2 separate regions of the Homo sapiens genome follow, and region 2 is linked to region 1. Evidence: chromatin loops called from intact Hi-C (ENCODE). Cell type or tissue: Calu3. All regions are shown on one strand. Each heading gives the region's core, and the rest is flanking DNA. Links, peaks and the distances in the headings are about the cores only.

Region 1 (12,052 bases), core at 2,881-7,880:
TCTCGAGACAGAGGGAAGAAGCTTCAAGAGGGCTGGCAGAAACTTATCATGAGTCTTTTGAAGTCTGTACTCACAAATACCATGCTGCTACTTCCATCCACATTTCAATGGTCCAAGACAGTTACAGGGCCAAGCCCAAAGTCACTGGAGGTAAGGGAGCATGCTCCTCCCTGTACAGTTTGGAAAATAAGATGAATATCTGCTGTTTAGTGATGTAGTCTATCACAAGCCTATCCAATTTTATGTTTACTATTTCATTTGGCTGAAATGCCCCTACTATCCGCAAACATACCCATTTAAATCTGGCCCATCCTTCAAGTCTCAGTTCGAATGTCACCTCTTCCATCAAACTCTCTCTGGTGTCACTGGGCAAATATAAGCATTCTTTTTTCAAAACTCCAAAATCTGTATAGCTCTGGAAGAACTGCACTGCAGCCCTCTTTATGTGTAATATCCCCTATACACCTTTAATATCCTAAACACCTTTAATCCTATAATATTCTAAACACCTTTAAAAAAAGATGGGGGATGTAAGCGATTCATCTTTTTAAAACCAACATCATCTAATGCCTCTAGCATGGTAGACAGCATATGTGACATAAAGAAATTAATATGGGCCGGGCACAGTGGCTCACGCCTGTAATCTCAGCACTTTGGGAGACTGAGGCGGGTGGATCACAAGGTCAGGAGTTTGAGACCACCCTGGCCAAGATGGTGAAACCCTGTCTCTACTAAAAATACAAAAATTAGCCAGGCACTGTGGCTGGCAACTGTAATCCCAGCTACTCGGGAGGCTGAGGCAGGATAATTGCTTGAACCTGGGAGGCAGAGGTTGCAGTGAGCCAAGATAGGGCCACTGCACTCCAGCCTGGGTGACAGAGCAAGACTCTGTCTCAAAAAAAAAAAAAAAGAAAAAGAAAAGAAAAGAAAGAAATTAACATGTATGCCTGTGTATTAACATATGACTGGAGGGTGGGGGTGTCTACATAAAAGAGAAAATGTAACAATGATTAAAGATTCCAGCTCTGGCATCAGACAGATCTCAGTTCAAATCCTGTCTTCCTCTCTCCTTGGCTGTGTGCCTTCTGGAAAGGTAGTTAACCTATTTGTACCTCAGTTTTCTCAGCCATAAAATGGAGATTATAACAATCCATGTAAAAGTTGAATACAGGATAAGCACCTAATAAGTGGGGCTATTTTATTATTACCATATACATTATGTTAAAATGTTATTTCTCTTATTATATTCAACATGATGAAAATATATTTTCAGTAAGTACATACTGACAGAGACTAAAAGGGAACATGTGTTAGGGCAGTAGGATTGTAAGTAAAACATCCTCTTTTGTATTTCCTTCATGAATAATATGGTTTTGTTTATGTAATTTAAAAAATTAAACATCTATTTTCCTTGGTATTCAGCCAACTCCGGGGTGGGGACACCCATATGGACCTACCCTGCTCCATAGAAATGACTTTTTGAATAGATGTTCTGTGTCAGGCCCATTATAAATCCTTTTTCTTATTCTCACAATAATCATGCGAGGTAAATAATATGCCCATTTTATAGATGAGAAAGGTGAGATTCTGAGAGGCTAAATTATTTGTTCAGGGCTCTGCAGTTAGCAAGTGGGAAATATGGGAAATAGATATCAGGCCCGACTCTGAAGCTCAGACTTCCTTCTCCACCCCACACTCCTGTCCGGACTATTTCACAAGTGATTTATAGTGTGAAAAACAAACCAGGAGAACTACACAGATCCTGGCTCCCAGTACCATTCTCTAATAAAATAAAAATAAAAATAAAAACAGGGCTCCTTGGAAAAATGGCTGATTCCAGAACTATAGCAGGAAAAATACAAGATCAGCCTGGACCATCTTGTAGGCCCAAAAAGTAAGGAAGTACTGAAAAAAAAAAAGTTTGAAGAAGACACACACACACACAAACACACACGGATACACTTATGTCTAAGGGGCGTAAGAGCCAACTGAAAGAGCTTCTAGCCAAAGATAGAACAATTTGGGACACAAAGTTAAATAGTGTTGGATTATAGCCCAAAGTATAAAATAAATATCCGTGAGTCAATACTGATATAAATAAATGATTGACTAAAGAAATAAATGAGGAAGAATAGACAAGTTTCCCAAGCAGGAGACTGCCAAATAGCTTGTGTGGATACTCCACCCTCAAGGAGGTGAAATATAACTCCTTAAGTACAGACTGCACATGGTAACTTCCTTCAAAAAGCACAGTATGAAAAGGGGTGGGGAAGAGTAACTTTATAGCAGAGAAACCTGACAAACACTACCTCAGCAGGCAATCAAGGTCAACATCAACAATGATAAGCAATGTTGATAGTAAGTACCCTTGATATGATGTCATGAGAATGGCACTTTACCTCTGTAGTTTCCCTCCCAAAAACTCGTAACCCCAGTCTAATCATGGGGAAATTATGAGGGTTCTCCTAGTGAGACATCCTACGAAATGCCTGATCAGTACTTCTCAAAAACCATCAAGGTCATCAAAAACCAGAGAAATCTGAGAAACTGCCAAAGTCAAGGAAACTAAACTGGACAGGATTCTGGAGCAAAAGGAACATTAGGTGAAACCTAAGGAAATATAAATAAAAACATGAACATGAACATCAGTTAATAATAGTGTATCCATATTAGTTCATTAATTGTGACAAATGTACCATCTTAACATAAAATGTTAGGGGAAACTGGGTGGGGTGTATATGGGAACTCTCTGTACTATCTTCGCAACTTTTCTATACATCTAAAACTATTCTAAAATTAAATTTTTATTTAGAAAAACAAAAACCAGAGCCTGAATGTAAAAACGAGTTTCAACTATGGAATTGGCCCTGGAAGAATCTGGAGTACAGGCCAAAAAAAGAATTTCTCATTTTCTTGGAAAACAAGAAAGTACCACCTGACAAAATGCTTGCCTTCCATCACATTTTAAAGCTGACTTGCCTAACCGAGTGGCTATCTGATGATTCCAAATGAGGAAGCAATTTGCCAAGTCATAAAGCAATCTATTCCATGGTTATCTGATGACATCTATCAAAGTCCCCCCTGTTATCTTTCTCATAGCACACATTACTCACTTTTCTTTTAGAACTTACCTCTTGTGAATAAGTATTTCAACAATTATCTGCTCAATGTCTATCTTCCCCAGTACACTGGAGTTTTAAGAGGAGAGAAACCTCTTTCTGCACTGTATTCCCGGAACTTAGCAGAGTGGTACCTCCTAGGTGCTCAATAACTATTTACTGAATGCTTGAATGCCAGTGCAGTCTAGAGGAGCAATGATCAACACTGCTAACTGTGGTGCAGAAAGAATGACAAGCCTGAGCTTTCTGAAGATTGAGGGGCCACTGGGACAAATATAGCTTCTCTCTCAATCTTTCCATCTCTTAGTTCACCCTCCAATTCACCAAATACAATTATTTCTCTTTTTTTAACTTAAGTTCAGGGGTACATGTGCAGGTTTGTTACATAGGTGATAGTGTGTGTCATGGGTGTTTGTTGTACAGATTATTTCATCACCCAGGTATTAAACCTAGTACCCATTAGTTATTTTTTCTGATCCCCTCCCTCCTCCCACCCTTCACCTTCCAGTAGGCCCCAGTGTGGGTTGCTTCCCTCTATGTGTCCATGTATTCTCATCATTTATAAGTCCCACTTATAAGTAAGAACATGCAGTACTTGGTTTTCTGTTCCTGTGTTAGTTTGCTAAGGATGATGGCCTCCAGCTCCATCTGTATCCCTGCAAAGGACATGATGTTGTTTGTTTCTGGCTGCATAGCATTCCATGGTATATATGTACCACATTATCTAGTCTACCACTGAGGGGCATTTAGGTTGATTCCATGTCTGTGCTATTGTGAATAGTGCTGCAATGAACATACGCATGCATGTATCTTTATAATAGAATGATTTATATTCCTTTGGGTATATACCCAGTAACGGGGTTGCTGGATCAAATGATATTTCTGTCTTTAGGTCTCTGAGGAGTTGCCACACTGTCTTCCACAATGACTGAAATAATTTATACTCCCACCAACAGTGCAAATACAATTATTTCAAAGGCTTTCAAATAAGATCAAGGAGTGAAATTTAACCTGTTTTAATCAAATCTAGACCTAGAAAACACTAAAGTTTCCTAAAATGCAAGCAAATTATAAGATCCACATATTTTCTTTTATATGGCTCATCTATGCCCTCAGAACTGAGTCTAGTCCAGGCATTACAAGGAAAACCTAGACTCCTAAAAACCACAGGAAACATGTGGCCAAAAGCACTGTGGGGAAAAACCAAAAGCATAACACAGATTTCAGTAGGGACACTTGGTATGAAGTCTCCCTGGTATATCAATCTTCATTATTATTTTATTCTATAAGTGCATTCCAGATCACAGCAAGTTAGTAGTTTTGCCATATCTTTCACTGCCTGGCTTTATGTAAGTGCTGCTAAGAATAAAATTAAGCAGTGGGAGAAAAACATCAGTTTGGTGTCTAAATTTAGAAAACTTGATGAATAAATCTATTAAATCCATCATGGGGAGAGAGAAGAGCAAATCATGTCTTATTGGAAAGATAAAATAAATAGAAAATAAAAGGTGATTGTCTTTATAATTTAGAACAACGGATTTCAATGTAAAGCCCCCCCCCCTTTTATTTACAAATATATTGGTTGATTGTGTATTTTCATTCACGTAACCCTCAACTTGAATTTTTAAAAAGACATACTGTGAGGCAAGAAACCATACAGAAAATCATTACTGGAGCCCTGAATTCTGTATTTATTGGGGGAGGACCTTTATGAGATCCTACTTATGTGATATAAATCATCCTCTGAAGATCATGGAAAGCAGGTGCCTAACATTCTGCACTACAGACATCTGGCAGGCTTTTATCCTCACACTCCACCCTCCCGCTCAACATCTGGCAGCCCCTTCATCCCTGCTCCCCACCCCCACCCCCAACTGCCTCCCAACATCTGCCACACACTTCTCTTAACCTCAGAAGCAAATCCAGTCCAAAGCTCAAAGACACAATGTTCCAGGGGTGGTGACCTAGAGTTACACGCTGGGTGGGAGTAAAGCAGGGTTTGTTTTTATTTTTTTCCTAAACTTTAAATGAATACACAATTCACTTGGAAGTATGCTTTAATGTCAAACTGGTTCTCACTGAGAAGCTTGTTTAAAATTGAAATCCATTGTTACTATGAACCTCTTTTTATAAGTTTTAAATCACCTTGGGAATTGGAGGGTACAATCAAAAAAGTATGGGGAGGAGAATAATTTTATGCTGATGACATGCATCTTATGAGCAGAGAGAATTAATTCTGATTGGAGAAAAATGGGCAGAATACTTGTGGCTTGTCTATGAAGTACAAATCATTTAAAGGAGCTGTCTTAAACCTAATCCAAAATGTTTTGAAACCTATTTAAGGAAGTGAGTGCCATTTGAATTCCACATTAGTTTAGAAATTCCTCCTTATGGCACTCACTGGTTTATAGAGCCATCTCACTCATAATCTCCCTGGTTCTGAACAGGAAGACAACTTCTTAGTTAGGGCTCACCCTGAAGTACTTCTCCTCACCTGAGTAAATCACCTGACTTAACGCTTCCTACTAACACATTTGTATTCCGGCTACACTACTCTGACAGTTTGCTGTTAACCATTTCACGGTATTTACCTTAGGGTTACCTGAATGAGTAAACTCCCCAACTATTTCCTCCCACACCCACTCTCAGCCACCCGTACACACATAATTCTCCTTCTCCTCCCTTCTTTAGACCAACCCTATTACTTTCCTTCAAATGAAGAAATGCTCGCTGTTTCTTTTTCCAGAGGAACATGGATAAAACCACATAACCCTGAGTGATCTGGGCACAGGTGACTTCCTGAGATGGTCCTGGCTTCTGATGAAATAAACATTCCAAACTCAAAGCCACTCTGGGCCTTGGATGGCTGCCAAGATGCTGGATGTATCACAGAGACTCCGCAGGCCAGAGCTCTATGAAAGCATTTTATCATTTTATTACACACTTAAATTAGTAATTACTTCTGGGACATTATTTAGATTCTGTTGTAGTGTGCAATTTCTTGTTTAAAAGTTTAAATATGTTTAGTGACTATTCCTTATTTGGAATTCCTTGCACATATGTTTGTCTGGGTTTTTTTCCCTAACAATCCTCTATTTTTGTTCCAAAGAATGCTAGAACAAAGAGATACATCAACATTGTTTTCTCTTTTGATAGTTACCTGGAGTCGGGAAATTTTTATGCTTATTAAAATCACAGGGGATGGTAAACTAAGTTAGGTTGGAAGTTGACTAGAATTGTTCATGGCCTTTGCATGTTGAAGTTATTATTACCAGGATGATGATGACAAAAATAAAGTCTATAGGGAGAGCACAACAGGCTGAACTGATACATGGTTTACCAGAAACAGCATGTCAATGGCAGACAGAGGACTTGCCTTCTAGTCCCAGTCTCCGTTTTGTTAGCTCTGCGATGTTTGGATCTTGGTTTTTTTCATCTAGAATGATTAAGTTTGTCTAAATATATTTTTCTTAACTTTGTATTATGAAAAAATCTAGAGTAGCTGCAACACTAGAAAGATGGCGGAGCAAGAGCAAAGAAAAATCCCTTTGGTTCCAGAAAATCTCCTGAAAAAGAGGAAGGCTTATCAAGCCCTCAAAGCCACCCAGGCAAAGCAGGCACTTTTGGCAAAGAAGGAGCAGAGGAAAGGAAAAGGGCCAGGTTTAAGCAACTGCAATTATTCCTACATGATTCCTGGCAGCAGAAATATGGCAAGGTGAGTCTTTGACGACTAGAAGTGAAACCTCATGACTTGGAATTGCCAGATAAACATTCCTTGGCCTTTGTTGTACTCATCGAAAGGATTGATGGCATGAGTTTACTGGTGCAGAGAACCATTGTAAGACTTTGCCTAAAGAAAATTTTTAGTGGTGTCTCTGTAAAAGTCACCCCTCAGAACCTAAAAATGCTGCATATAATAGAACCTTGTGTGACCTGGGGATTTCCAAATCTGAAGTCTCTCTGGGAACTTCTTTTGAAATGTGGACAAGCCAAGGTCAAGAATAAGACCATCCTTCTGACAGACAACACAGCGATTGAGGAGCATCTGGGGAAGTTTGGTGTCATTTGCTTGGAAGACCTCATTCATGAAATTGCGCTCCCAGGGAAGCATTTCCAGGAGATTTCATGGTTCTTGCACCCTTTCCACCTCTCGGTGGCCTGCCATGCTACCAAAAATAGAGTGGGCATCCTCAAGGAGATGGGCACATCTGGCTATTGGGGTGAACGCATCAATCAGCTCATCCCCCTGCTGAACTAGACCCAGGTGCCAAACTGCAGTCAATTTGTATCAATGAAGTGGAAGCCAGTGATTTTGTTCTTTTGGGAATTTTTATCAAGTATCTTCAGAGACGATTATTTCCTGCTTTATCTTCAAAAACTGGAAAGGAAGGGTCAAAGAAAAGACAGTAGCTATGTTCATGGCAAGCACCTCTCATCACAGTCCAGTTCCGAGGAAAAATTCCAGCGTTTTCCACATTGGCTGCCTCCTCGTCTGAAATCAGCACATTCCATGGAGGAAGGAGTCTTGCTTTGTTGCATCTTCTTTCCTAAGGTTTAATGCTGCTAAATGAGTAACTCTAGCATTTGTACAAGGCTCCCTAAGACTATTGCAGGGGTCGACCAAGCCCAGGGACATAATTAAATCTGGAGATTCTTGGGGCCTTGTTTTGAAAAAGACTTGAAATGCACATAGGAAGAAAGGCACAAAAATAAATGTTCACTTGACTCGGCAAAAAAAAAAAAAAAAAAAAGAAAGAAAGAAAAAATCTATTTATAAAAGTACTGAGAGTAATATAAGTAATCCAGCTTCGGTAATTATCAATATATCTGGCCTCATCTCTATTGCTTTAATTTGCCCCTTGTTTCCTGCTGTCTTTTAAAGCAAACCCTAGAAATCGTAATATTTCATCTGTAAATATTTGAGTATTTCTAAGAGATAAAGACTTTTGCCTTAGCCACATTAATTAATCATTACATCAAAACAAACTAATTGACAAGACCAAAAACAAAAGAACAAAACCACTTAACAATAATTCCTTCAATCCCTTTCAACTCAGACATTTCAAGACCCAAAGCCTACAAGCTAGACCTGAGTCAGTTATAGCCACAGAGTCCTAAGAACTGACGCTTTTTACTCTATTCTATAAATTACTAAGAGTTTTAGCATTTTTACCTGATAGACTTCACTGGTCTCCAATTCTGGACTTCAAACCAAAAAGGAACATGAAAAACATAGAGAGCATTAAGTAAAGAGCCAACCAAAAGGTTTTGGTGTTCAAAAAGAAGGTAGATTCCTTATAAAACTTGAAAGAACTAGAATTATTCTGACTAAAAAGGAGACATGCCAATGGAGTACATTAGAAGCAAAAATCATTCACTCATTCATTCATTCATGTACTTTTTCATTCATTCATTCGTTCAACAAATGCTAATTGAGGGACAATGGTAAGTGACGGGGATGCAATGACACAAAGTGTCACCACAGGAAGTGTGGCAATAAGCTAGTCTCCATCTTCAATTAGGGAAAAAGTAACACCAATGGGGCTAAACATGCAGCGGTGACACTAGCAAAATATTGAAGAGGGTTTTCAAGGGACACTGGGAATCTCCTATCAGAGACAGGAGAACTTCATTTTTGTTTAGGATGGTTTAAATATGCACAGAGCATAGAAAACATTTTAGGGATGCTATAGGATTTTGTAGACCCCAAATTTATCCTTTGTCAAGAAAAGTATAAAATACAGAATAGATGCCGTAATGATTTCTATTACCTGATATTTGCATCTGTCTGGTGTTGGGAGTTACCCTACATGTAAAGACAAAATCACCCTAAAAATTTAGGTTTGCTGGCGGGGCACAGTGGCTCACGCCTGTATTCCCAGCACTTTGGGAGGCCAAGGCAGGTGGATCACGAGGTCAGGAGATCGAGACCATCCTGGCTAACACAGTGAAACCCCGTCTCTACTAAAAATACAAAAAATTAGCCGGGCGTGGTGGCACACGCCTGTAGTCCCAGCAACTTAGGAGGCTGAGGCAGGAGAATCGCTTGAACCTGGGAGGCGGAGGTTGCAGTGAGCCGAGATTGCGCCACTGTACTCTAGGCTGGGCAACAGAGCGAGACTCTGTCTCAAAAAAAAAAAAAAAAAAAAAAAATTATGTTTGCTCCTCTCTGAAATTGAAAATGTAAAATATAACTTAACTTCACCTCTCCAAACAGAAGTCGAAGGTGTGCGAAACACAATTGGAAGATAGAGAGGTCCATTAAAATTTATTTCAGTCTTATTTCCCCTCAACGCTCCTGCTACTAGGATACCAGCCTCTATCATCTGATAACTGTAAGATTTATAAGTTGCTGCATCACCACAGTAATTTTGATATTGGCAATTTAAAAGCCCAGTGACTGAGAAAGACCACCTGAAGTAACTCAGACACCTGCAAAAAGACAGCCCTGAGACAAACAGTGAAGTGATTGACCCCCTTATTACTCTTCCCTTTTCTCCCACCCCACGGCCTTCACCTGGGTTAGCCATTCACAACCTCCCTTAGATAAGATTCTGGCTCCTGACTTCATTCTCCTCCTGCCTCCCACCTACCCCAGCCAAAGAAATGCCCCTACATACTTCCCACTCACCCAGAGTCATTTTTAGCATGAAATTAATGTTTTTAAAAGATAATGTGAATATAAAAATAACTGAATTTGTTTGCTCTCCCAAAATGTATATTTTCATTTTTATGTACACCTCCTAAATTCGTCAATTGATCATTAATATAAAACAGGTGGGTACATACCGCTGACTTTACTAAGAGCTTTCAGATGCATTGTCCAATTTAATCTAATCTCCACAGCACCCCACTGCCCTCCCAACCCAGATTTGTAGCATTTTACAGATGAAGAAACTGAGGTCCAAACAGACTAAGTCGCTTTTCCATGATCACTCAGAACTAAGAGACAGAGGCATTTCTGACTTCAAATCCTGCCTCAACATCTGGAAAGCTAAGTGCTTATAGTCAGTCTCCCTTGTGGAGTACAGGCAGGGCCATCACCTGCTTAACTGGGAAAGAAGCAACACTCAACACTCACCCTAAGGTCTTACCCTTTGTAGACCAGTCCTTTAGCTTTCTGATTCCAAATGATTTGCTGCTGCTGTTGTTGTTGTTCATTTATTTCATTTTGTTTCCACAATCTCAGCATACTTAGCTAAGAAAATGCTTTAACCCTAAGAGACTTTTCATTGAGACCATCTTAGACACCTGTGGTCCCCCAGTAGAGGCGAGGCCTCTCCAAATGGCACTACACACTCAAAAGATACCCGGGCTGGCTCTTAAATCCCTGCTTGCCATATAAGAAAGCAAAGTCAGTCAAAATGAGGGACTGTCTCAGTCTTCGGTGCATGAATGGTCAACTTTGGCACCCTTGGTTGACTTGGTCAGTGATCCAGAAAGTTCAGTATAAATAAATCATATAGATGCCACATTGAAATGAGTGTCACTGGATTAGCCAATGAGTGAAAAGAGAAGCAATCAGAAAGCAGATAGCACTAACACCATCCTAGGGTTGGCTAAGCCACCTCTGTCTTTCACTATACATAGGGTTTATGTTAAAGGGAAACTGGCTAGATCCATGTATATTCAAATCTGTGTGATAATGCACCATCTTCTCACAGGAATCTCCTAGACTGGGAGTCCAGATGCCTACAGTCTAATCTCAGATCTCATGAGTTCTGTGATGCTAATAACTCACTTAACCTATCTGGGCCTCAATTCCTTCATCTGTAAAACAGGGGCACTGAGAAGGTTTGAGCTGAATTAGAATTCCCACTTCTAACACTGCACAAGGGACACTATACTGCATTCTCTTCTGGAAGGATGTAACTTTGCACAAAGAGGCAGTAGGACATACACACTGGAATTAGTCAACCTGCATTTGAATCCTGGTTCTGCCATTTACTAGCTATGTGTCTCTCAGCAACTTACTTAACTTTTCTAAGACTCAGTTTTGTTATTTATTATAAATAACAATAATAATTATTGAGAAGTCAAATGAAAGAATGCATATAAACTGATGAGCAGAGTGCCTGGCACACAAGAAGTGATCTTTAAAAATGCTAGTTCATATGACATTTAAACATGTTTCTTATTTTTGTGCATCAAAAATGTTCATGTGTATCAAAAATGGAAATGATTCATTTCATTCTGTTTTTTAAGCTTTCTGGTTTTTGTGTAAACCTGGAAAAATTGTTCATAAGCTCAAGTTCAACTCCAGTTATAAATTCAAAGATGTCTGATTAAAAACTCTCTACCTTGTTGTGGAAACTCATTTGTTGTAATATTCCATTAAGCCAGCTGTGAGCTGGTCAACTGAGCACCCACTGTGTGTCAAGCACATCTGAAAGAATGTAAATGCTTGAAAGGATCATTTAAGCAAAACCTATACAAAGAAATATACTCCTAATTCCTTTATTTTTTGATTCTGTTATTTTATATCATTGACCCTTAGACACAACCATTGAAATTAGTCCAGAAAGAGAGTGTGTATGTTTTATGTCATTCGTTTACTCAAAAAATATTTATAACCATGTATTCTGTACATGATGCTGTGCAAATCTGAAGCAGATGCAGATTATCTAATCCCCAGCTCCTAGGAGCTTGTTATCTTGTAGAAAAGATGCTACATACAGATATACCTATCAACCAAAGCAGTATTCATGTGCCATTAAAAAACACAAAGTAAAGAAAAATGAAAAATTATTTCTAGCTGGAGACAGAGAAGAAGTAAGGTGAACCTCTTGAAGAAGGTGGTATTTATACTGGTCCTTTAATGGCGAGCAGGATTTCAATGATTAAGAGATAGGTTTTAGGGAGGAGAGTCCCTGAGGGCCTCCGAGAAATTAGGAATGACAGGCATCAGCAAAGACTGGGAGAGTCAGATCCAT
Region 2 (12,052 bases), core at 2,827-7,826, 320 kb before region 1:
CAATCAAACACTTATTGAAATACTGCAATCAAGAAACAAGATAAACAAATATTTACTGAGCCCAGTAACTTTGGGAAGTCTCCTGTTTCCTCAAGGATCTTACCTCTTAGCATTGTAATCAGTGTACTGGGAGGGTCAGAAGACATGTAAAATGTAGCCCAATTTTTAAACATGCAAATAACCTGGTTGGGAAGGTCAAACCAACACACATTAAACAGAAAAATAAGCTGAGCACAGTGTGGCTTTTGGATACTCTGGAGTTGACTATTGCTATTGGTGAGTTGTAAAGAATAAGGCTAGAAACATAGGATGTGAGCTGGATTATAGATCTTGAAAGCTAAAAAGAGGTGCTTATTAGCAGGAGGGAGCCACTGTGAGTTCCTGAGTCTGGAATGACATAATGAAATTGCACTTTAGGAAGATTTTTAGGTCTTTAATTATTTCCTCCCACTTCTCATTCATCTGGGAGCCAAGTAATAGTATAAATTATGCATCTCAAAAATTGTCATCTGATTTAACTAATGGACCGTGAAATGTAAAACACAGTGTCTCCTCACATTTAAAGATGATGAAGCCAACGGCTGGTGGGATCAATGTCTATGTAAAACAGGCCCGAGGTGATTTTAGACCTCAGACAGACAAACTTTGATCTACTAAAGACTACTACAATTAGCAATAGTAGCCTAAAGCAAGAAACCTTCTTGTTTCTGTAATCAAACTGTCCCTTAAGAAAGATTGACAAATATATAAAATGTGTGCCAATTCTTCCTAACTCTCAGGCCTAGAGCTGGTATCACTAACGGATGACTGGATTCTTTTTTTGCTATGTTCTGATTGGCCTCAGAGTATTTCTCAAAAGCTCTATAGGAAGCATCTAACTATTGATTGGAGTGGTCCCTGAAGATAAAAACTGTTTGTTACTCTGCACTAACAGGTAACTTTGCCTAAAACAATGGCTAACAAATTCTCCCAATTAACTGTGCCCACTTACTAACAACATCTTTTTGTAATCCCACAATATCTTTGTGTCCCTTGGTTTATTATTTAACACTAGAAGAAAGGATTCTGAAAATTCTCTCATCCTTAGATGCAGTATAATATATTAAAAGAGTGATTTGTGTCACCTGAGTAGGTCACAGTTCAGGTAAACAGACACAAGTGCGCTAACAGCACCTTGCTAGAGAACTCCTCAGAATGAAGTCTGAGTGACAAGAGGACCTCAGAAGACCTGTCTCTTTCTGCCCTTCTAGGGTGTGCTGAATGGCAATTAGAGAAGTGTAAAATGCTTCCATGGGAGACAGAATATTGAACGCTGAAGATGATGGTAATCAAAAATTATTGAGTGTTTACTATGTGCTACTCATCTAAAAGCTTTCTCAACACTATCTCATGTAATCGTCACTGTAACTCAGTGATATAGCTATTAGATCCCATTTTACAAACCAGGAAATTGAGATTCAGAGAAATGAAGGAACTTTTCCCAGGCCATACAACTATTAAGTAGCAGAAACGTGGTTTGCACTTAATTCTGTTCGATTCCACTACTAGCACTGTTCAATGAAACCTTTCATGATGATGAAAATGGTCCATATCTACAGTGTCCAGTACAATAGCCACTAGCCACATGTGGCTGTTAAGGACTTGAAATGTGGCTAATGCAACCAAGTAACTAAATATTAACTTTGTTTAATTTATATTTAAATATGAATAGCCATATGCGACTGGTGGCTACTGTATTAAACAGCATAGCACTGGACTATGAACCCTATGAGGACACGTGCCACGTTGTTTGGCTGATGACCATATCAACATTTAGCACAAGAGTCTAGCATACTTAATAGACAATAATATTTTAAACAAACAAGTTTAAAATTTGTGCACATAATTCACGTAGAAATCTTATCCCCAAAACACCAACTCCTTGGACAACTCACTGAAGTTCCTCATGCTTTAAGACTCACCATCACCACCAGGATAAAAGAGGATAATAATGAAGATAGTGTTATTTCTCTACTTCAGTATGCGAGGAAAAACTAATCAAAATAAGCCAATTTTGTGAAGAAAATTTTACCTGTAAATCATTGATCAACCAGAGGATAAAACCTAGTTCTTTTCATCTTTCTCAGCAGAAGAAAATACATTTTTACTTGATACGAAGAAGCCAAGTGAGTTAGAAGGTATCTGCCTCTTTTCCAAATGGAATAGAAAACCATTTCTCTCAATAAATGTTTATAAATATGACAATACCCATCACTGGAACCAAAAGGAAGTCAAAATGTAGTTTAAGAGCATATGGATAATTCCAAAAGCGTATCTTCAAAAGAGAAAAACGCGATGCACATTTTTTTTTTTGCCTGCATGATGTCAAAAATCTAGATTTATTTCCCCTCATAGAAATATATTACAGGCTGGGCATGGTGGCTCACACCTGTAATCCCAGCACTTTGGGAGGCTCACCTGAAGTCAGGAATTCAAGACCAGCCTTGCCAATATGGGGAAACTCCATCTCTACTAAAAATACAAAAAAATTAGCTGGGCGTGGTGGCGGGCACCTGCAATCCTAGCTACTAGGGAGGCTGAGGCAAGGGAATCACTTGAACCCGGGAGGCGGAGGTTGCAGTGAACTGAAAGCACACCACTGCACTCCATCCTGGGTATCAAAGTGAGACTCCATCTCAAAAAAATAAAAATAAAATAAAATTTTATATATATATATGTATATTACATAACTCATTTCAAAGGTAGCTTTAATTAAATACTTTTACATCTTACTAATAGAAAATAATGTCCATACTAATGTGAGATGGTACTGGGGTGGCAACTGTTCATAGCTATTTTATTGGAGACAATTTGCAAAGGTACAGTAAGAAACTTTATCAAATCTTCCTAAAGCAAGAAGGCGCTCTCCTGATACCTTTACTTTTGGTCAAGTTTCTATGAAATCAGTGTGTTCCAAACTTGAATGGGCATAAAACTACTAAGGAAGCTTGCTAAAAAGGCAAACTCAGTCGCCACTTACAGAGGTTCTGATTCATGAGGTCTTAGGAGGGCCCAGGAGTCTGGATTTAAGCAACCCTTGTCATTTTGGTTCAGAACTTAGTACCACACACTTAGAAACGCTGTAAATTATTCATGGTAATTCAACTAAGGGAACAGGAAAAGATTTACTTGATAGAATGTCTCCTTTCTCAGGAAGCATGCAAAATTGAAATGCTTGGGTCAAGGATACACTGTAGACCGTCCTGCTGCATCAGTTTCCTCAGTCCCATCACTCTTCTCCCTACCACCACCATTTTGCATTTTTGAAGTCATTGATCCCTTACCCCCAATTCTCAAAGTAAGCATGGAATTGCTAACCAGTGTGAGCCTATAATCATTGCCTGCATGGCCTATACTGGTTCTATCAGAGTGAAATCTAGGACTTTTGTTTGGTTGGGAGAAAGATACTCTATCTCTCTTTTCCTGGCCATGTATGGGAAAGAATGCAGTCTCAGTAACTGTTGGCAGCCATCTTGCAACCATGTGGGAAATCAGGCTTGGGATAAAACTGACACCATTAGCAAAAAGCAGAGCAAAGAGACAGACAGAGTCTTTAGGGGCATTTTTGAACTAGATAAAACCTCTACACTTCTCTGTTACTTAGTAATACATTCTTCCATTGTTCTGTTTAAGTTTTCTGTTTTTTGGAACATAAAAAATCCTAACTGATACGAGCTGCTGTCTTAAATTTTATACACCCATTTTTCTCTCCTAGCTTTGAGCTCTGTGTCTCCAAGATGTTGTTTTGCTGCTTCCTCTCCAACACCCCTCTAAGCATTACATAAGGGCATAGGTAAATGTCTAAGTTTTCACTATTCACTTACCCCTACCATACAATCACTACAATGACCTTGCAATTCCTCTTCTTCACCTGCCACTTTCTCTTCCCACTGGAACTGAGCCATCAGATATACAAGTAGTTCTACCTCCTGGCAAAGAGAGCTGTTAAAGACCCTTTGACTGACTTAATGAAGTCCATATCTTTACAAGAAACTGCCTTTCCAAAGGCTTGATGAATGTAGTAGCTCCCACTCAGAACCCTCTGTGCCCTTTTATTCTTGCTTCCCTAGGATTTTAGGTGCATTTCAAAAGCATTTAGATATTCTTCAGCATTTGGTTCTTTCATGAAATATCTTTTCATATATTGTCTTGTCACAGTAGAAAGAGATGAAGATGCAGAGGAAACCACAGTGGACATCCAACAGAAGTCAGACTGCCCCTTGCAGGGACCTTAGGGGCAGCTGAATAGATGAGGCCACCAAAGAAAACCCTGGGCTGCCAATCCATCTGTACAAGAAGTAGCAATTGTGGGATTCGGTGCTCTGAAGACAGAAAGCAGAAAAATCCACCCTTTCCCCCCGCAACTTCACTTAAGGAGATGAAAGCAAATGAAATTAAAAAGCCAATAGTAAATACTAAATCCAAGAAGTTCACAAGACAGAAGGAAACAAAAAAAGTCAAATGAAATTTCAATTTTTTTCATGGCTTTGGGAATATAGGTAGAAGAATTTTTACTAAAAACCCCCTTCTAATTACTTCATGGGCTAAATGGAATTGAAACAACTAAGGTAGGATATTTTCATTAATCTCTTGTTTCCAAAGGAAAGACCAAAGAAATCAGTGTTCATCTAAAGAAATGTTATCACCAAACTTATTTGTTTGTCTATTTATTTAGTTGTTGCTGTCTATTTTATCACTTATATAATGTTAACATTCTTTTAAAATGGGCAGATGGACCTCATTCAAGTTCTGACAGTAACTCTTTGTTATTGGTACAAATGGCTTCAGAGGTATTTAATTACCATTAGTAGTCATCCGTTTGCTCCTAGCTGGTGACATTTGGAATAGTAAGCAGGCAGCATTCTTTGTGTCCAGTGAGTTCATAGAAAGTTAAACCTACTTTTGACAACAGACTCAAGCTTAGTTACCATTAACCCCTCTTCAGTTACTGGATGATGTGTTTGAACACTATGAATGATTAATGAAGGCTAAATAGCCCAGTTTCTATCTTAAAACCTTTTTGTCAACTGCTGGAGAGTTGAGTGACTGACAAGGTGAGTTCAGCTCAAGAAAGTATTTCTGCAATCCATTGCTTGCACTTAGAAAAAAATTAATTTGTCAGCTATTTATTTTCAAAAGAATTGGAAAAAATTAGAAATTCTCATCTTGATGCCTTTTCTTTTGCACAGACGAATACCAGAGACCAAAATTTTTGCCAGCTTGGCATCAGAAAGTGTACTTTGATTGCATGTCTAAACTAGGGGTGTGATTGCTTTCTTTCAATGAAACCAAGATAAAATGTTGTCAACTAGTAGCATCCCACTACAAAGCTTCTGAAAGTAGCCCCTGAATTTTCTTGCAGCAAATTCTAGGATTGTTCTTGGGTAAAGGCCAACCTATCACCCGGTAAGTTGAGAAAACTACTTATGTCTGGCAGCTTATTCGAGGTAGGTAGATGTGTAAAGATGCCCAGGACATTTGCTGTCTGATCTGTGAGGAGCATCCCTATAGTTAGCTCCTCCAGAGGTATCTTTTTGCAAAAGAGATTACAGAAGAGGCCAGGCTAAGCTGGACGCTAAAAGAAAGCAGAGATTAAAAATTCATGCAGAGGACCAAAAAGATAAACCTGACAGCTGACTCCAAGAAACAAAAGTACACAGGAGAAAAAAAAAATCCTAGCAGAATTTATAAGGAAATAATACAGTCTGGGAACATAGTTTAAGCATATCTTTATATGCATATCTTTACACAAACTTTATAGGCAATGGCAGAGGTTTCTTTAACTGTGCCTTAAATTTCACCCTCTTCACTTTTATAATTTTATAGCATTTAGGGTGTCACTTATGATATACTTGATCACTCAGACAGCCCAGAACTTGAGATCCACAGCAAATGGCACAGATATATTGATCCAACAGCCTTTGTAAAAAAACAAACAAACAAAAACACCAAAAAACCAACCAAACAAAATTGTTATGTCATGTTTGGTATCTATTTGGCAATTGCCTCTTTACCCATTTCCAAGTAAAGTGTTTCATGGTATTTTTAATTAATTCTATACTAATTTTTGTAAACTTGACTTTTCCATCATTTTTATCAGTTATGTATTGTTATAGCCTAAGCATTTCCTCCCAAAGACAAGAAAGTGAAGTGAGACCTGAACTAGCGTTTCCCAAAGAGAATTCACAGGCCCATCTCATTTATTTATTGATTCAACAAACATTTTATTGGGCATGTATTATGTGCCTGACAGTGTGCTAGGCACTGAAGATACAGAGATGTTTAATATCCAGCCCTTGCCCACAAGGATCTCGCTTTCTATTTTAATAGACAAGTAAGGATAATAGCAATAGCTTATAGATATTAATAATGCTTGACACAGCTCAGGGCATGCAGACAGTGTCCAGGAACAACACATTGTGAATGTGTGGTCAGTTAGAAGAGGATTTTGCAGAACTAGCAAATCATATGAATTCTGATGAAGGCATGATTAGCCTTCAATGTTAGGAATCTTCATCCTGGAGTGGTTATGCAGCTGACTAGGACAGCTCATAAGACAAGCATGAAACAAGGAATTTCCTGCATCAATCCTCTTAAACCAGATCCCACACAACAGCTAAAAGGGATGTCTAGATACTACCCAGAACTCATCTTGGTCTCCATAGACCCTTCTCGCTTAAGTCCCACCTTGTTCATAGTGTGTCCGGGGAAAGAATAACCAAGCTCCTGTATGCAGCATACAGAACTGAGCTCTTTCTTGTTTTACGCTTCTATGTTGAGGTAAGAGGAACAGATCATCTTACTTCTGGCTTCTTCCAGGAGCATTCAACCCAAGTGACCAGCCACATGGGTTGCTGGATGAAGTTCCTGAAGTTTCAGGGTGGGATAGTAGTCGAGGAGTGGCAGCAAATGGCTTCAGACTTTTCCCTGGCAGGCAGTAACTGGAGATGGAGGTAGCAGCAGGGAAAGGAACGGGACAAGCCAGGCCTAGGAAGTGTCAGGGAGGGTGTGTGGGCCACCCAGAAAGCAAAAAAGGCACACCCATTCCAGCACACCAATGGCCTCTAATTGGACAATTTCAATTTTGGCAGAGGCCTTTGTCTCAATAGCTTCTTCTATTAGAGGCTTCAACATTAGCTCTTAAAATAATGGATGACCTCACCAGCAGAAGAAATCCCATTAAAATCAGAGGAGCTTGAATTTAGATGCAAAAGTTTACCCAATACCATCAACGTTAGTTTGGGGCCAGATTATCAAAAGGAAAAATTTTTGGCAGGAACAAGTGAGTGGGTTAATAAACAGAATATCTCAGTACTCAGAAATCCTGCTAGTAGGGCAGGGGGCAAACCTAAGGAAAGAAGAGTTTCACTGGTGAGTTGCAAAGAGAGAACTTGAGCTGGGCAGAATGTTCACCTGTGTATCTCCAGTGCCTAAACAGTGCCTGAAGTGAACAGACTCAGCAAACTTGTGTTCAACTCCTATTTCCATCTCTTACTAGCTGTGTGACTTTCAAAAAATTGTTTGTCCTTTCAAGGCCTCAGTTTCCATATCTGCAATATGAGAAAAGGAAGAAAATATATGTCTCCGAGGGTTGTGAGAATTAACTGAGATAATCTATGTCAAGTGTGAGAACAGTACTTGATATTATGTAAGTGTGATATAAGTGTTCAGAAAATAAGTGAATAATGTCACCAAACCTCAGAACATACCTGTGATATCAATGCTGTTACCTCCAACTAATAGATGAGTAAACTGAAAGTGAAAAGTTCTAGATAAGTTACCTGTATTAGTTCATTTTCACCCTGCTGATAAAGACATACACAAGTCTAGGCAATTTACAAAAGCAAGAGGCCTAATGGACTTACAGTTCCACAGGGCTGGGAGGCGTCACATTCATGGCGGAAGGCAAGGACCAAGTCACATCTTATGTGGAGGGAGACAGGCAAAACGAGAGAAAGAGAGATCAGATCTCGTAAACCATCAGATGTCATGAGACTTACTCACTATCGCGAGAATAGCATGGGAAAGACTTGCAGGCGTGATTCAATTACCTCCCACCGTGTCCCTCCCACAACACGTGGGAATTCAAGATGAAATTTGGATGGGGACACAGCCAAACCATATCCTTACCCAAGGTCACAGAGCGTAGGATGGCGAGTCAGGATTTGCACCCACATCTAAATGCTTGTGTAGTCTCTGTTCTTTCCCATTGATTCTATGCTCTACTCACTCGTGTTTTTAAGTTGGTCTTTTTGCTTTGTTTATATGTAAGTGTGTTTGTATTTATGTATAGTCTTATTTCCCAGAAATGCTGTTTTAGTCCACAATTATAAGAATCTATAATGCTGGGAAACATTTCTAATTTCTTTCTGTGAACATGCCCGGAGCATCTCAGTAGCAGTGCCTGGGAGCACTCACTTCACTCAAAAGAATTGCGATAACTTGCACCAGTCACCAATTATCAGGGACCCAAAAGGCTGGCTTTCAAGGAACCAGTTATAAATAATGATAACTTTATTTACTCTATGATCTAGGCAATGCACACAGACCATGGAATGTGCAGGCAGGAAAGGATGGTAAGACATGTTTCCGGCTTGGCCAATTTTTACTTCTTTCTGTAAGGTTGGACTAATTCCAAAAGGCTCCCACCTTCTGTGAGGAGAACTAAAGGACCAGAGAGAATACATTCATCAAAACCTACTCGAAACAAAGGGCTGCCTCTGCTCTGAGTCCCTTAAGCTTCTCAGAGGAAAGGTATCATTACAGGTGAAACATACAGTTGGTACTAAGCCTTTGGCCTAGCACAATCACTGTAAGCAGGCTCATCACTTTCCTATTCCACTGGCCTTTGCTGTCTTCTTGGAAATAATTGTTTCATCACATGCCTCGGACAATTTCAGCTTGCCTGTAAACTCTCTTAGGCAACAGTATCTTGTTTTATTTTTAACTGAATCTCAGTTTTGTCGAAAGTACATGAAATTTGTATCTGGGAAGATGTTTGGGGCTGCAAAACTAAAAATAGCCTAAGCAAAAAGGAAAATGTATTATTTTGTGTAATGAAAACACTGGAGCCTGGGAAGTCTTAGGTCAGTGAATTCAGCGATTCAATAGCACCATCGTAGATCGAGGTGCATTTCATCTTTTCTCTCTGTTAATATCAGTAGATCAGTTATATCCCTCTTGATTGCAGGTGACAACAGTATCCAAAGGCCAAACCGCATCTCTCTTCTTTGGATCCATTTTTAAGAACAAGAAGAATCTTCCCAGAAACCCCCAGAGCAGACTGTCCCTCAAGTTTCATTAGACAGGTTTGGGTCATTGCCCACCAATCTCTGGCCAGAGGTCAGTAGACTACTCAAGATCCACTTCCTGGGGCTGCAAAGAAGCCCAGGCTTCACTAAAACACAAAGCTGCCCAATAACTTTATTCTGTGAACAAAGAAGACTGGCAATGGGCGCCTTCGGTAGGAAACGACAATGTCTACCCTGATATATGAAGTCATACGGATCTGGGTTTGAATCCAGGCTCAACATTTATAAACTTAGACAATTTCACCTCTTGAAACTTTAGTGCACTCACATGTAAAATAGTACACTCACATCTACCATAAGGGTGGTTGGTGAGGATTAAACAAGGCAATATTTGTTAAAAGTACAGCACAGAGCTTGGCACATAATTGTTACTTAATGCCTATTGGTTTCTCCTCTTTCCTTTTTGCCTCCCTTTTGGAAAGCTTTCAGCATACATGTTTCCATTAGAAACAGAGGACTTTCTCTTTTTCTATTCATGTTTGTGTAGTCTATTACTCATTCTCCTGCCTTTTCTTGTGATTTCTGATCTTACAACACTATTAGTAGTGCTTTTTAAAATGTGATTATTTCTTGTTATTAATACTACTATTGGAGTAATTGATAAATGTGTAACATAAAATGATACTTGCCCAAAGTTCACATCTGGCGTTGTTTTTGACCCTGATAATGTGGTCAATTGGGGATGCTCCAGTTAAAGGTAATGAACTGATTTATTTCATTGTAATTTGTTATGTTTCATAAGTGAAAGCCCTCCCTGCACTTTGTCCAGTGAGTATACCCACACATTAATCTTGATCAATTGCCAGCAAGCATTTAATGAGTGCCTTTGTTGGTATGGTTTAGGATGTTCCTTTGCTCTATCTACCACTTGTGGAGAAACTTAAGAAAGGAAAATTCATATATGTTGTTATTAAATAAGCTCTCTGCCACCCTAAGAAAGAAACAAGTATTTTGTTTGCGTAGCAGAACACAAAAAGGGCTAATGAGGATACGTTGGTTCAGATTATTATTAAATGACACATCTATTTTTAAAAATTGAAGATTATCTTTAACATGTATGAGTTGTAACTGCTCCTAAGTAAATTCTAGAGAAAATATTTATTCTGCATTACAGCAGAAATGATGGTCTCTTTTTAATTTTACTTAGTGTTTCTAAAGATTTTTAAAAATATATATCCATAGAGAAAATGCATCCATTGTTCACCAGTCAATCTTTTTTTTTTTTTTTTTTTTTTTTTTGAGACGGAGTTTCGCTCTTGTCTCCCAGGCTGGAGTGCAATGGCACAATCTCAGCTCACTGCAACCTCCGCCTCCCGGGTTCAAGCAATTCTCCTGCCTCAGCCTCCCCAGTAGCTGGGATTACAGGCATGCACCACCACGTCCAGCTAATTTTGTATTTTTGTCCAGCTAATAGTAGAGACGGAGTTTCTCCATGTTGGTCAGGCTGGTCTCGAACTCCTGACCTCAGGTGATCAGCCCGCCTCGGCCTCCCAAAGTGCTGGGATTACAGGCGTGAGCCACCACGCCCAGCTACCAGTCAATCTTTTGTTAAGCACCTGGCAACCCTATATTAGGTGAAGTAAAGGATGCAAAAGTCAAGGAAGATCTGGTCCTGGCAGTCCAGTGAAAGAGAGAAGACACATCCAATCAGCTCGTACAATGCAGGACAGTCATGTGGAGCAGGAGAACAACTGGAATGGCTTCTAGCATTGTCACAACTAGCTGGTGGCCCTGGGCAAACTTCCTAAATTCCATGGGCCTCATTTGCAACATGAGTGATTTGAACTACAGAATGTCTAACAGTGGTCAAATTCTAAAATTTTAGCATTCTCAAGTGTTTCAAAAATCACTAACATCTGGAGTAGTCAGCAAAGATTGGCAGGATGAGCTAGACTTGAGGTGGGCTTTGAAAAACAGAAGGAGGGAATGTGTTAAGAAAATTTGAGACAAGGAAAGAAGAACACAGAGCTGCAGGAATTAAAAGTAACAAGTAATGACTGCGTCAGGAGTGTCACACCTGCCAATGTGAGAAAATGTGTTGGGCAATTACTTTAGGAAATCCAGTTAGACAATGAGCATGGAGCAAAATAGGAGGCTCATAAAATCTAGGCTGAATGTATTAGCCTTGATGGTGTTCATATATAGGTGGTTTCTACCTTTTTTCTCCTCTTATTAAATCCATTTTATCTTCCTCCAGTCTTTCTCTTCCACTTCTTTTTCTTTCTTATCCTTTTTTTCTTCTCCATATTCTCTTTCTTCTCATTAGTATTGTAGTAGTGTTTATAATTTACAAGCGCTGTTACTTACATGATATTTTTAAATCAAAAATTAATGCATGCCATTCACAGACTTCTCAGAATTCAGACTCTGGAGCTGGAAAATCTGGGTTTGAGTTCCTGGTTATACCACTTACCAGCTGTATGAGCTTTGACAAGTTTCCTAAGTGGCTATGGTTCAATATCCTCCAACAGATGAAGATAATGATACCCACTTTCTAAATCTTGTAAGAATTAAATGGCCATCCAAAACACTTGGGACAGTGCAGGGTAAATGATAGGTCCTATGTACGTTTCCTATTATTTGGAAAATACCTATAGGGTCATTTTCTGTCCTGTCTGTATGGGTCACAATATGCATGTTTTTCTAGGTTTTTGTGTCCAACATCCACAGTATGTGAACTACTGACAACTTTCACATAAGAG

The links. Peaks named below come from ENCODE experiments on the same cell type or tissue, not always from the same donor. Only the 100,000 strongest peaks of a DNase experiment are listed, where the experiment ranks them.
Region 2: it touches region 1 in a loop (2.4-fold over the local background); 1 of 110 quality-filtered maps calls a loop at or near these places.

Annotation. Positions count from the first base shown.
Region 1 is chr3:182,604,037-182,616,088 of GRCh38, forward strand. It overlaps the pseudogene RPL7L1P8. Among named protein-coding and RNA genes, the nearest start is that of LINC02031, 34 kb to the right of the region's middle. In Calu3, for the core only: no CTCF peak of the experiment used is centred there; a DNase peak (open chromatin) is centred at 5,975.
Region 2 is chr3:182,287,889-182,299,940 of GRCh38, forward strand. No RefSeq gene overlaps it. Among named protein-coding and RNA genes, the nearest start is that of LINC01994, 190 kb to the right of the region's middle. In Calu3, for the core only: no CTCF peak of the experiment used is centred there; a DNase peak (open chromatin) is centred at 4,903.